4 separate regions of the Homo sapiens genome follow, and regions 1, 3 and 4 are each linked to region 2. Evidence: chromatin contacts called from ENCODE Hi-C data. All regions are on one chromosome and are shown on one strand. Each heading gives the region's core, a stretch centred on a gene start or an enhancer-like site at or near the end of the contact. The rest is flanking DNA. Distances are from core to core; before and after follow the strand shown. Region 1 holds the start of TMEM44 (transmembrane protein 44). Region 2 holds the start of LINC01972 (long intergenic non-protein coding RNA 1972). Region 3 holds the start of TMEM44-AS1 (TMEM44 antisense RNA 1). Region 4 has its middle 140 kb from the start of XXYLT1-AS1.

Region 1 (2,850 bases), core at 214-2,713, 140 kb before region 2:
AGGAACAAAAGGATAATGCGTGTCCAGCGCCTTGTTAGTTTCCAGCCTCTGATCTGAACAGTTTAATCTCTCTTACCAGCCTGCCCCTTTCCAATAGGATCTGGGGTTTTGGTTCTTTCCTTTCACTCAGACAAGTTATTTAACCTCTCAGAACCTCAGGGTTCCCTACAGAAAGTGGGGGTAACAGCACCTACCTCCTGGTGCTGATATTGTGAGTGGCAGGCATTGAATGAGTTAATGAATGCAACACTGGGCCTACAGTAAATGTTCTAGGCGTCTTTTTATTTGTATTGCAGTACTGGGTAGTGGGGCTGCAGAATCTCTGCAATACGACCAAACGCCTTAGGAGAATATCCACTGAGTGCCTACAGGGAGACAGTTCTAACCTCTCCCAGGGGTGCTGGTCCTTTCTCCCCTGCCAGGGAATGCTTGGGCGGCACCATCCTGAGCACTGCTAGTGGATTTCCATGCCTAGGACAGAGCGGCTGAGGACCTGGAGATTCACTCTTAGAACTTAGGCTACCGTGGGCATCTGGACAAACCAGTCCAGGTGCTGGACAGACCAGGGCAAAGACAGGCCAGCTGGATCATATCACTACCTCCCTTCCCACCTAAGAGGACTTTGGGTAAACTGAGGCCAGAAACATCAAGGGACTTGCCAAGGTCCTAAGAGTTGGTGGCCTAGCTGGAGCAATACAAATGATGTTTAATGAGCATTTACTAAGTGCTTTAACGGTACTGATTCATCGAATCCTCCCATCATCCTATGAGGTATTATCTCCGGTCATAGGAGGCCCAGAGAGGTTCTGGAGCTTGCCCAGGTCACACTGCGAGTCAATGGCGAAGGGCTGACAATAGCACCCAGGGCTCGCGGTGTCCTCGGGGCCCCATCCGCTGCACCACCCAGCCTCCTCCCTTTGGCTCACAGCCCAGCTTCCCTGTGCGTGGGATCCGGAAAGAAGATCCCACTTCAGTCTACAGAGCAATGTTCCATTGGATCCTATTACTGAGCCATCTCCTTCATCCCCCTTTCCGCCCCCTCCTCTAGGTTTCCGAGAGGGAGCAGCAGGGGATTGGCGCCCGTTTCCCCGCCCGACAGCCCCCCGACCCGTGGCCCCATTACAGCGCGTGGGCGGCGATCCAGCAGGAGGAGGCGCAGATCCACAGGCCGAAGGAGATGCAGACGCGGTGGCGGGCGAAGCAGCGGTCCAGGTAGTCCCAGTCCCAGAGCGCGGGCGCGGGGCTGGGCGCCTCCCCCATGGCGCGGCTGGGCGCGCGGCGCGGGGCCGGGGACCTGGGCGCAGCCTCCCTCGCCGCGGGCAAGCCCCGAGCGCCGCCGCCCCGCGTGCCCTTCTCTGGGTTCCGTTCCGCCGCGGCGCCTCCGGCCGAGCGCACCGACCGCGGGCAGAGAAGGGCGCGCTCCCGGGCGCGGGCGGCGGCGGCGAAGGCGCCGGGGAAAAGTTTCCGGGACCGCGCGCTCCCCACCCCTCGCGCTATTGTCGGGGGTCGGCAGGGCGGAGGCCGCCCCCCAGCGGCGGGAGCCGGGAGCTGCGCGCGCACAAAGACTGCGGCCCCCGCCCCCCGCCGACCTCTTCGCGGTCACCCACCTCCAACATCCTGGCCGGAGCGGGGCGGGCGGCTGGGCTCGCGGACGGCCGAGTCCCTGCCGGTCGCTGTAAGGCACGGCGTCCCTTCCTGCGTATTGTCCACATTTCCTGAGCCAACAGCAATTAGTTGCGCTGCTGAAGCGCATGGGTGCTGGGATCCCGAGGTGAAGGGGGCGTGGTCCTGATCGCCGACAGGGCGCAGTAAAAAGGGTGGGGTGCAAGACCAGGAAGGAGGAAACAAACGTGCCGGAGAACAAATACCCCCACATCTGCCTCTCACTCTCCTTTCTGAAGCTGCCAACGGCACCCTCCGCCCCCAGGCAGTCGCCCAAGCCCTGCTCCTGGATGTCATCCTAGCCCACGGCCCCGCAGCCAAGAGCTGGTTATCTCTGCAACCGGCCGCCTCCTGTCCAGCCACACACCGCACAGTTCAAGTACACAGGGCTGTTTTTCTTGAGAGTAAACTATTATTGTAATTTTTAAATCTCCTTATTGATTTTAGTAGGTTTGTTTAAAGCAAGACATGACTTGAAAACAATATTTCTATAGAAGGAGCAGGATTGAAAAAAAGAAAAAAAATCTTTTTTAATTTTCAAAAACTACAGCTTTATTTAGATATTATTTATATGCCATAAGCATAGTCTTTTTTTTTTTTTTTTTTTTTGAGACAGAGTCTCACTCTGTTGCCCAGGCTGGAATGCAATGGTGCGATCTCAGCTCCCTGCAGCCTCCGCCTCCCAGGTTCAAGCAATTCTCCTGCCTCCGCCTCCCAAGTAGCTGGGACTACAGGTGCCCGCCACCACACCCGAGTAATTTTTGTATTTTTAGTAGAGACGGTGTTTCACCATGTTGGCCAGGCTGGTCTTAAACTCCTGACCTCGTGATCTGCCCTCCTCAGCCTCTTAAAGTGCTGGGATTACAGGTGTGAGCCACCACATCCAGCCTACATAGTACTTTTAAAATGTACAATTCTGGCCAGGCACGGTGGCTCACAACTGTAGTCCCTGCACTTTGGGAGGCTGAGGCAGGCGGATCACTTGAGGTCAGGAGCTCAAGACCGGCCTGGCCAACATGGTGAAACACTGTCTCTACTAAAAATACAAAAATTAGCCGGGCATGGTGGTGCGCGCCTGTAATCCCAGCACTTTGGGAGGCCGAGGCAGGTGGATCACTTGAGGTCAGGAGTTTGAGACCACCCTGGCCAACATGGTGAAACCCCATCTCTACTAAAAACACAAAAATT
Region 2 (3,054 bases), core at 420-2,919:
TGCCAGTTAGTTTTGCACCACTGGAGAGATGTGAAAGTATTTGCTCTTGCTGAGATGCAACGAGGGGTCGGGTCAGTGCTAACTTGACTACTCATTTCTATTTGACCTTGCAGAGAAGGTTCTTTCAAGAGCACTTAAAAACAATAGCCTTGCTGGGACAAAGTGAAAAACACTGTGAGAGCCTAGAATGTGTACACTGGAGAAAGACACAACAGGACACGAGAGCTGTCCCAGATATCCGAAGGGGGCTACCTGGGGAAGGAAGCAGATTCATTCTGTGCAGCCCAAAGAGGTGGAACTGGGCTGGGAGGGAGGATGTGGGTCTAAGCAAAGTGCCCCACGGACGCCGCTGTCTAAGAGCAGTGCTGTTAGCTCCCCATGGGTGGGGTTGTTGCAGCCGAGGCTGGGGGGCTAGTTGGCAGCCATGCTGCAGGAGGGGACACCAGCCTTGGGGGAGAGCCGTCTGTTAGCTCCTCACTTCTCGGGTCTTGCCCAACCCTGCCTTCATAAACACTAGAAGAATCCTCCTTGTGAGTGGGATGATATGCCCAGGAATGTTGTGGTAGGGCTAGGAGAGGACAGGGAGAGTCAGCTGCCTTGCCAAGAGCCCAGGACGGGAGGTCCTGGGCCAGGTGGATAGCACCTCCCTCAGCCTCAGAACTCAGAGGCTGGCTCAGAGCCAACACCATTCTGCCCAGTTGTCAATGAAGACTTTCACTCTTAAGAGGGTGAAGGGCAAAACCTAAAGGATTTTTCCAACAGTTGTACTCTGATTGCGGAAACCAAAGGAAAGAGTCATGGGTTCTGACGAAAGGTTAGAAAAGCTTTTGGGAGGAGAAGGCATTGAACCTTGATGAGTGGGAAGTTTAACTTCTGGGAAAGTTAAACTGAAATTCATCTGAGCCGCATTATGCTCTTGGCTGTCCTTCCTTTTACCCTATTCAAACCAATGTAGTCAGCTTACCTCCCGTCTTGGGCAGGGCCTGGGGTGGGAGTAGAGCTGGGGTGAGGTGGGACCACAGTGAATCAGACCCAGCCCCTGCCCACCAGGACCTGTAGTCTGGTCACTGATAATCCAGTAGAAGGCAGTAAATTGTGAGTGCCATAGAAAAGGTACCTTGTGGGGGGCTCGCAGGACAGACCATCACACCTGGCTGGGGATCAGGAATGCTTCATGGGGCAGTTCCTCTTTGAGATGTGTGCTGAGGGATGGGCAGGGCTTTTGAGTGAAGGAAGGAGGGTAGATGTGAGTCTCTATTATAATTCTCCGGCAAAAATATTCTGGTTTCTCTCTCTTAGTGGGTAGATTGGTAGGAAGATAAGGTTGGTTTTGGTAGGCTTTTTCTCTTTCAGGTATCCGATACCCACTCCTCACCTTAAAAGATATCTGTGTCTGTTAACTGTCCTTCTTAGGTCCAGAATCAAACTCATCTGTCAATGGGCTCCATGGATAGGGACCAGCAGGGGAGTTAATGGCCCTGGAGACAGAAGGGGCAGGAGGTCAGGAGTCAGGGCTTCGGGAGCAGCCAAGGGGCATTGGGAGGAAAGAGACTGCAGAGAGACTGAAAGGTAACTCATTACGTGACAAAGACTTACTGTTATTACTGATAATTTGCAGCAGGCACTGTGTTGGGAACTGGGTATCCTAAGATGAGGATAGCAGGGCGTCTGCCCCAGGGACCCCCCGCACGGAGGTGGCTGTGTCGGCAACAGTGGTGTCACAGTAGGTAAGTGCAGCGAGCAAAACAGGCCACAGAAGTGCGCACTGGTCCACGGTGACCCCAAGGAGGACATGATCCCCCTTGTCTGGGAGGTAAGGACAGCAGGCAGCCCACCTGCAGCTGGGAGTGGTGATGGGAGAAGCTGCCGGGCTGGCTTCTTGCAGGTCGGCTCTTAGAGTTGGGCCTTTTTGGCCAATTAAATGGTCTCACCTCTCCCTTAAATTCAAGAACTTTCTCCATGAATTCTCAGTCCTGTGCTCACCCAGCCTCTGCTGCCTCTTTTGCTGTTGGGTGGCTGTGGTCGCCACAGGTTCTGCTGCATTTTAGAGACCGAGTCAGCCTTCTGGACTTCCCACCTGCTGGGTAAAACTCAAGTAACATGTGAGAGCCGCGCTCCTCAGGCCCCACCCCCTGTGGGTGATTGATTTCTAAGTAGGGGAAGCCCGCCCTCCTCAGGTCCCACCCCTTGTAGATGATTGATTTCTAAAGTAACAAGTGAGAGCCAAGCTCCTCAGGCCCCACCCCTTCTGGATGATTGATTTCTAAGCAGGGGAAGCCCGCTCTCCTCAGGCCCCACCCCTTGTAGATGATTGATTTCTAAAGTAACAAGTGAGAGTTGCGCTCCTCAGGCCCCACCCCTTGTAGATGATGGATTTCTAAGCAGGGGAAGCGCGGCCGCCCCGGGTTAGACACGCGTCTGTTTGCTTGCAGATGTGCACACACTGTCTCCGGCTTCTTCTGTGGCTTGGTAGAAGCCCCAGCTTTTTAACTTATTAAGCACAGCTCTTCCCTCTGTAGGACTGCAGGCAGGACAGTCCTCTTCCCGGGCTCACCGCAACATTCAGTAGCTGCTTTGAAGGAACAGAATAAGGTTGCCACATGCCAGTCTGTCCTCCGATCACTTCAGGGTTCCACTCACCGTGGGTTCAAGGCTTCTTTGATTCTTTGTTTCCTTTAGTTTTCATTCTCTCCTCTTCAGAACAAGAGTAGATGGTTCGGTGTATGCAAATATCACAGTTCCAGGTAACTTGAAGGAGCAGTTTGGATTTAGGTATTCATTCTTACTTTTATAGGACTGTAGATATCTCTTTATGCAAATAAGACTTACTATTGTATTATAAGAGCAATAACCATGCACTGCTTCAAATGACATCATTTACATTTTTATTTTTGCAATAAGAATATATTTAGGCAACAGAATCAATGCTGCTTTTTGAGAGGTATTTTCTAATTTCTAATGTTGATGGGTTCAAAGACTTGCTATGAGTACATGGGTCACAGACACCACCTCATGCAAAGCAGAAAGGAAATAAATCAAGGAATGAGAACGAGA
Region 3 (2,700 bases), core at 201-2,700, 180 kb before region 2:
GGCCCTGCCGTGCTACTGAGCCTCGTCAGCCTGTATAATGGAAGCTGAAGATGATGCAGCTCAGGAAAAGCAAGTATGATCTTAAGAACCCTGTAGCTGGAAAGCATGTTCCAAATCAAACCTAATGGAGACAACTACTAGAAGGTATAAAAGTTTTTTTTTTTTTTGAGACAGAATTTTGCTCCTGTTGCCTAGGCTGGAGTGCAGTGGCGCGGTCTCAGCTCACTGCAGCCTCTGCCTCGCCGGTTCAAACGATTCTCCTGCCTCAGCCTCCCAAGTAGCTGAGACTACAGGCGCCCACCACCACGCCCGGCTACTTTTTGTATTTTTGGTAGGGACGGGGTTTCACCATGTTGGCCAGACTGATCTCAAACTCCTGACCTCAGATGATCCGCCCGCCTCACCCTCCCAAAGTGTTGGGATTACAGGCGTGAGCCACCGCGCCCAGCCCAAAAGATTTTAAAAAGGAGTCTCTTGGAGGCAAAGGGACAGAACATTATTGTTTTTCATCATAAACCTTTTGGTGCAATCTGATTTTCTTTTTTTAAACCATGTACTTGCACTATTTTTATCTCAAAAAAGGTTTTTAATGCATTTAAAAACAAAGAAAAGAATGGTTTATAATACACCGTTAGGCTTCTGGGAGGTCTGAAACACACTATGAACCGTAAAATAACCTTGTAATTATCTCCTTAAAAACCGAGTGGGGTGGGCCAGGCGTGGTGGCTCACGCCTGTAATCCCAGCACTTTGGGAGGCCGAGGCGGGCGGATCACGAGGTCAGGAGTTCGAGACCAGCCTGACCAACATGGTGAAACTCCGTCTCCACTAAAAATACAAAAATTAGCCGGGCGTCGTGGCGCGCCCCTGTAGTCCCAGCTATTCAGTCGCAGAAGAATCGCTTGAATTCGGCAGGCGGAGGCTGCAGTCAGCAGAGACCGCGCCACTGCATTCCAGCCTGGGCGACAGAGACTCCGTCTCAAATAAACAAACCAAAACTGAACTACGGAGACGCCCTCGACAGTTCTTTCCCGGCTGCGTCGCCGCTGGCTGAGGTCAGAAACGCCGGCCTTCGGCTGCGGCGGCGGCTGCGGCGGCGGGGCGGGGCCGCGGGACTCTCGCTCCTCGCGGGAGGCGGTGGCTGCGGAGTGCGCACGCGCGGAACCGCAATTCCGTTCTTCCCGGAAGTGCCCTGCTGGTGCTGGGAGTAGGGCGCAAGATGTCGGCGGATGCAGCTCCGAGGAGGTAGGCAGTGGGAGCCGGCGTTCAGTCCGGCCCGTGCCAACAGTGGTTCCTCTCTCCCCCGTAGTTCGAGGAGACCACGCGCTGCCCCTCTGGCACGATCGTGGATGAACCCCCTGGCAACTGAAATGGGAAAGGCAGCGCCCCCGACTCTGGGGACTGGACCGAAGTCCACGGTAGTGACAGCTGCCAGACCCTGAGGAGAGGACGAGAAGACCCGAGGCCTCTGCTACGAACACTGGCAGCCGATGGAAAATTCAGACGGATTTGGGACAGTATGCAGAGTTCTCCAAGCGACAGATTAACAGAGGCTCTTGAAGAATAACTGCGTAATCACGTGTTCTGCTCAAAAGAAGGCCTGAATGCCCAGTGCCTTATTTGGCTTTCAGGGTTGGTGAAAGAAAAAGCAAAGTAGATGCTTTCTAATGCTAAGTCATTTAATGTAGCACCATTCCTTGAACTTCTTTCATCTCTAAGGTCGTCCCTTTCACCTGATGATGACCTTTGGGCCATCGTACAGGCATGTGTAAACTTGGAGATCTTCCTCAACATTGCACCATATCTTGGGTTCATTCAAGGCAGAGTCTCCTTGCAAAAGCATTCTAAAACAATGTAAAGTCGAAGAGAGTAGAGCAATACCTCCATAGTTGGAAAATGTGGAGGAGGCCAATTAAGGGACAGAAAAAGAAGTGCAGAGAATCTTGGAATTGTTGCAAAATTATTCTGGAGATATTTCTAAGTCTCCTCTATCCTTTTCCTTAGTGATTAATACAGGTTTTTATATTAAGTGGACAGTAAAATCCAAACAGAAAGAGGTATATGTCGTATAATGAAGCCTATGTTCAAAGTATATCTGAAATTTGTTTTTATAATGTCTTTCTTGAGAGCTTATAAAGATGTCAGTATTCTGTGGGAAACAAATTGGCACATGCATAAAAGAGAAAAAATGAAAAAAATCAGGCCCAACTTTCAGTTTACAGATGAGGAAACTGTGACATAGAAAAGGAAATGACAAAGATCACACTGAATCAGACCTGGGAACTGGAGCCCAGCCATGCTCCTTGGCCCAGTGCCTCTTCTTATTCTAGGAGCTCATACCCCTTTGAAAGAAACATAATATGAATGTGTCTTCAAATGATGCTCATAAATCTCTTCATCATACTGAGGGAGGGAGATAAGGGGATTAGTTCTTCAGGATCTAGACAGGCTTTCAAGAAAATCTTTAGCTGGGTGCGGTGGCTCATTCGTGTAATCCCAGCGCTTTGGGAGGCTGAGGCAGGTGGATCACCTGAGGTCAGGAGTTCCAGATCAGGCTGGCCAACAGCGTCTCTACTAAAAATACAAAAATTAGCCAGGCATGGTGGCGGGAGCCTGTAATCCCAGCTACTCGGGAGGCTGAGGCAGGAGAATCGCTTGAACCTGGGAGGCGGAGGTTGCAGTGAAGTGAGATCGTGCCATT
Region 4 (3,075 bases), core at 569-3,068, 180 kb after region 2:
TGATGGTGAGTTCCTCGCGTCTGCAGAAGTCTGCTGCCACTTGATTGACTTGGCTTCCAAGGCTGGTTCTGTGGAGAGCCGTCCCACCCAGGTGCTCAGCCTGGAGTTGAGATCCACCCCAGGGTTCTGGATGCAGGGGTCAAGAGTCCACCTCCCTCAAACAATTCTAGTCAAGTGTGCTTTCCAGAAACGGAAATCTTTACTATTTTAGCACAAATAGAAAAATAAACACGCATTGCACACGTTTGCCTCCCCACCCCCTGCAGAAATAAACACCCCACTAGAGGACATAATCCGGAGCAAGGCTGCGGGAGACATCCAGGCTTTGACGCTGGCCTGGTGCCTCATAGAGGCAGCGTCGCACGGCGGTTAGTCACCTGGGCTTTGGCATTAGGCCGTCAGGTCCAGAAACTCTGCTGACCACTGGGCAGCTGCCTGTGGCTTGGGGAAGTTATTTCAGTTCTCTGAGCATCAGATTCTCCATCTATAGATAGATGTGGTGATAATAATAACATCACTTCCCGCAAAGGGTTGTATGTGATGAAACAAAATCATGCATAGAAAACACTTAGCAGGCCGGGCGCGGTGGCTCACGCCTGAATCCCAGCACTGTGGGAGGCCGAGGCGGGTGGACCACAAGGTCAGGAGATCGAGATCATCCTGGCCAACATTACTAAAAATGCAAAAATTAGCTGGGCGTGGTGGCACTTACCTGTAATCCCAGCTACCTGGGAGGCTGAGGCAGGAGAATTGCTTGAACCCAGGAGGCAGAGGTTGCAGTGAGACAAGATCACACCACTGCACTCCAGCCTGGGTGACAGAGCAAGACTCTGTCAAAAACAAAAAAGAAAGAGAGAAAGAGAGAAGGAAGGAAGGGAGGGAGGGAGGGAGTGAGGAAGGAAGGAAGGAAGGAAGGAAAGAGAGAAAGAGAGAAGGAAGGAATAAAGGAAGGAAAGAAAGAGAAAGAAGGAAGGAAGGAAGGAAAGAAAGAAGGAAGGGAGGAAAGTAAAGAAAGAAAGGAAGGAAGAAAGAAGGAAAGAAAGAAAGAAAGAAAGAAAGAAAGAAAAGAGAAAACAGCAGAGCCCGTAGTGAACACTCAATCAAGATGAGCCATTATTACCTCCTCCTGCTAAATTCGACTTTCCTTCCTCACTTCAAGAACTTCCAACTCTCCCTATTGCTTCAGTTGCTGGTGAGCTGTTTGCGGGACCCCTGTGTCCCCTGGGTGTCCTCTGGGTTCTCCTGCCTGTGTTCCTCTCGCTGCTGCCCAGACACCAACCCCAACTGTCCTGCTGAGAGCAGGGTGGAGTGCTGCTGTGTGCGTTCCACCTGGACACCAACCAGTTTCCATTCTGTGAAATTTCCTCTTCTTCCTTGGCTTTCATTTCCACCCACTGAAAACATTTGTGAGTTATTTTCTTTGTTTAACAAACATTGAGTATGCATGTAATACAGTTTCGCATTTCTAGCCTAATTATTATTCTAAATCATCACTTAACTTTCATATGTAATGTTTACTGATTTTATAGCAACTGTATATATAATTAATCAGTGTACTTTGGATTACTAGTTTTTGATACTAGTTTTTGATACGCGCTGTATTTGTTAGTCCTTGGAAATCTTGATGAACAAGCTATTATGCTTACATAATACGATAATGACATGGAAATAGGTTCGCTGCAAACATAGGGAAAAGCTGTCCAAGAAGCCCTTGGCTCTTCTATCTTGGCTCTGGGGGCTCTTGGCCTGGATCCTGTCACCTGTAGACACTGGAATAAGCGTGTTATCCAGCAGACCTCAGTGAGCTTTGGGGGAAGACCCAGAAAGCCCTAGCTGCGTGAGACGGCCCAGCCTTTCCCTTTCTCTGGCACTTGCTCGGCCTCTCCTGGCAAAACATCCCAGCCTGGATTCAGCCACCATCCAGATGCTGAGCCCCACCCCAGACCCTCTAAAGAGGAGGGCTCTATGCAAGTTGGCCTGTGGTATTTGCTGAAGGGAAGCAGATCCTGTCTGCTTTGTTATCAGCAACCCCAGATGACCCCAGCTCTCATGTGTGTGATTGAGAAACGCTTCCTGCTCGTACAGAAGCCACACAGGGGTTGGTGGGAGTGTGCAGCCTCCAGGTGAGTGTGTGTGTAAGTGGAGTGTCAGGTGGAGTCTCTTCAGCCTCTCTCTCTCTTTCTTTCTCTCTCTCTCCTCTCTCTCAAAGATTGTTTGACTTGGATTTTCACGACACTATCACACACAATGTCCCAAATGATTCTCAGAACAGCCCAGAGAGCTGCACAAGGGAAGAAGCTTGTGAATCTCACACCAGATGTGCCAGAGGCCGGAGGCTGCACTCTGCCTCTCATCCCATGGGAAGGGACAGGCACCCAGGAGCACTGTCCTGCCTCCTCTTCCTCCAGCCCACGCTTCGAAGAGCTATGACCTTGTCCTTAAGGGCTTTACAGGACCTCGTGGCTCCCTAAAGCCTGAGGCCCAAGTCCCTCACTTTTATGTGCTTTGATGGTCTTGCCACCTTCTTTGTTTGTTTGTTCATTTGTTCATTCATTCATTGAAAGAACATTTCCTGAGTTTTCTGGAAGAAGATGGGACACATTGGAAGAATAGATGTCTGGGAATGCTCAGACCAGATCAGTGTGGATAGTGACTGGGGAGTTGGAGGGTTGCAAAGAAGTCTGAGGCAAGGAGCCCAGTTAGAAGGGTGTATTAGTCAGGGTTCTTTTGAGGGACAGAACTAATAGGATAGATAGATATATAAAGGAGAGTTTATTAAGTATTAACTCACACGATCACAGGGTCCCACCATAGGCCATCTGCAAGCTGAGGAGCAAAGACAGCCAGTCCGCGTCCCAAAGCTGAAGAACTTGGAGTCGTATTAACCATCACAGAGGGTGTTGTCAGTCTAGAGGAGAAAGGGTAACGTCCTAAAATAAGGTGGTAGCAGAGTGGTCAGCATGGCTGGGGAAGCACCATGGGTCAAAGTAGCCAAAGCCCACGGTTTTCAGCCCTGGTTCTAGAGTCAAATACAAAGCCCCAACTCTCCTGATTATATCCGCCCCCTGCCCCAGG

Evidence for each region. Hi-C counts contacts between places; a loop is a spot of excess contacts on that map. Pooled maps may share reads with other maps.
Region 1: a pooled map shows a loop between it and region 2 (8-fold over the local background). The contact joins the promoter of TMEM44 here to the promoter of LINC01972 in region 2. A Hi-C loop is called at or near these places in 10 of 50 pooled maps.
Region 3: a map of CD4-positive, alpha-beta T cell shows a loop between it and region 2 (5-fold over the local background). The contact joins the promoter of TMEM44-AS1 here to the promoter of LINC01972 in region 2. A Hi-C loop is called at or near these places in 2 of 168 maps with a recorded cell type or tissue (CD4-positive, alpha-beta T cell and naive thymus-derived CD4-positive, alpha-beta T cell), 1 of 37 single-sample maps with no recorded cell type and 10 of 50 pooled maps.
Region 4: a map of heart right ventricle shows a loop between it and region 2 (2.7-fold over the local background). The contact joins the enhancer-like site here to the promoter of LINC01972 in region 2. A Hi-C loop is called at or near these places in 2 of 168 maps with a recorded cell type or tissue (CD14-positive monocyte and heart right ventricle) and 5 of 50 pooled maps.

What each region holds. Positions count from the first base shown.
Region 1 is chr3:194,631,956-194,634,805 of GRCh38, forward strand. It overlaps TMEM44 (transmembrane protein 44), which reads right to left and starts at 1,464. Exons shown (of 10, transcript NM_001011655.3): 1 at 1,124-1,464. The coding sequence starts at 1,260. It overlaps TMEM44-AS2 (TMEM44 antisense RNA 2), which reads left to right and starts at 973. Exons shown (of 2, transcript NR_186047.1): 1 at 973-1,212. RefSeq lists a silencer at 1,233-1,662.
Region 2 is chr3:194,767,040-194,770,093 of GRCh38, forward strand. It overlaps LINC01972 (long intergenic non-protein coding RNA 1972), which reads right to left and starts at 1,670. Exons shown (of 3, transcript NR_146990.1): 1 at 1,597-1,670; 2 at 1,376-1,478. The region is part of intron 3 of LINC01968 (long intergenic non-protein coding RNA 1968); the gene reads left to right. The region is part of intron 2 of LOC105374292 (a long non-coding RNA gene); the gene reads left to right. RefSeq lists enhancers at 2,161-2,455, 2,571-2,670 and a silencer at 2,301-2,400.
Region 3 is chr3:194,582,818-194,585,517 of GRCh38, forward strand. It overlaps TMEM44-AS1 (TMEM44 antisense RNA 1), which reads left to right and starts at 1,451. Exons shown (of 3, transcript NR_047575.1): 1 at 1,451-1,631. RefSeq lists enhancers at 717-1,382, 1,418-1,467 and a silencer at 968-1,227.
Region 4 is chr3:194,951,118-194,954,192 of GRCh38, forward strand. No RefSeq gene overlaps it. Among named protein-coding and RNA genes, the nearest start is that of XXYLT1-AS1, 140 kb to the right of the region's middle. Within about 2 kb of position 1,819, at least 4 of the 41 ENCODE cell types and tissues checked have a DNase peak (open chromatin) inside an H3K27ac peak, as active enhancers do; they include heart right ventricle, where a contact is called at or near this core.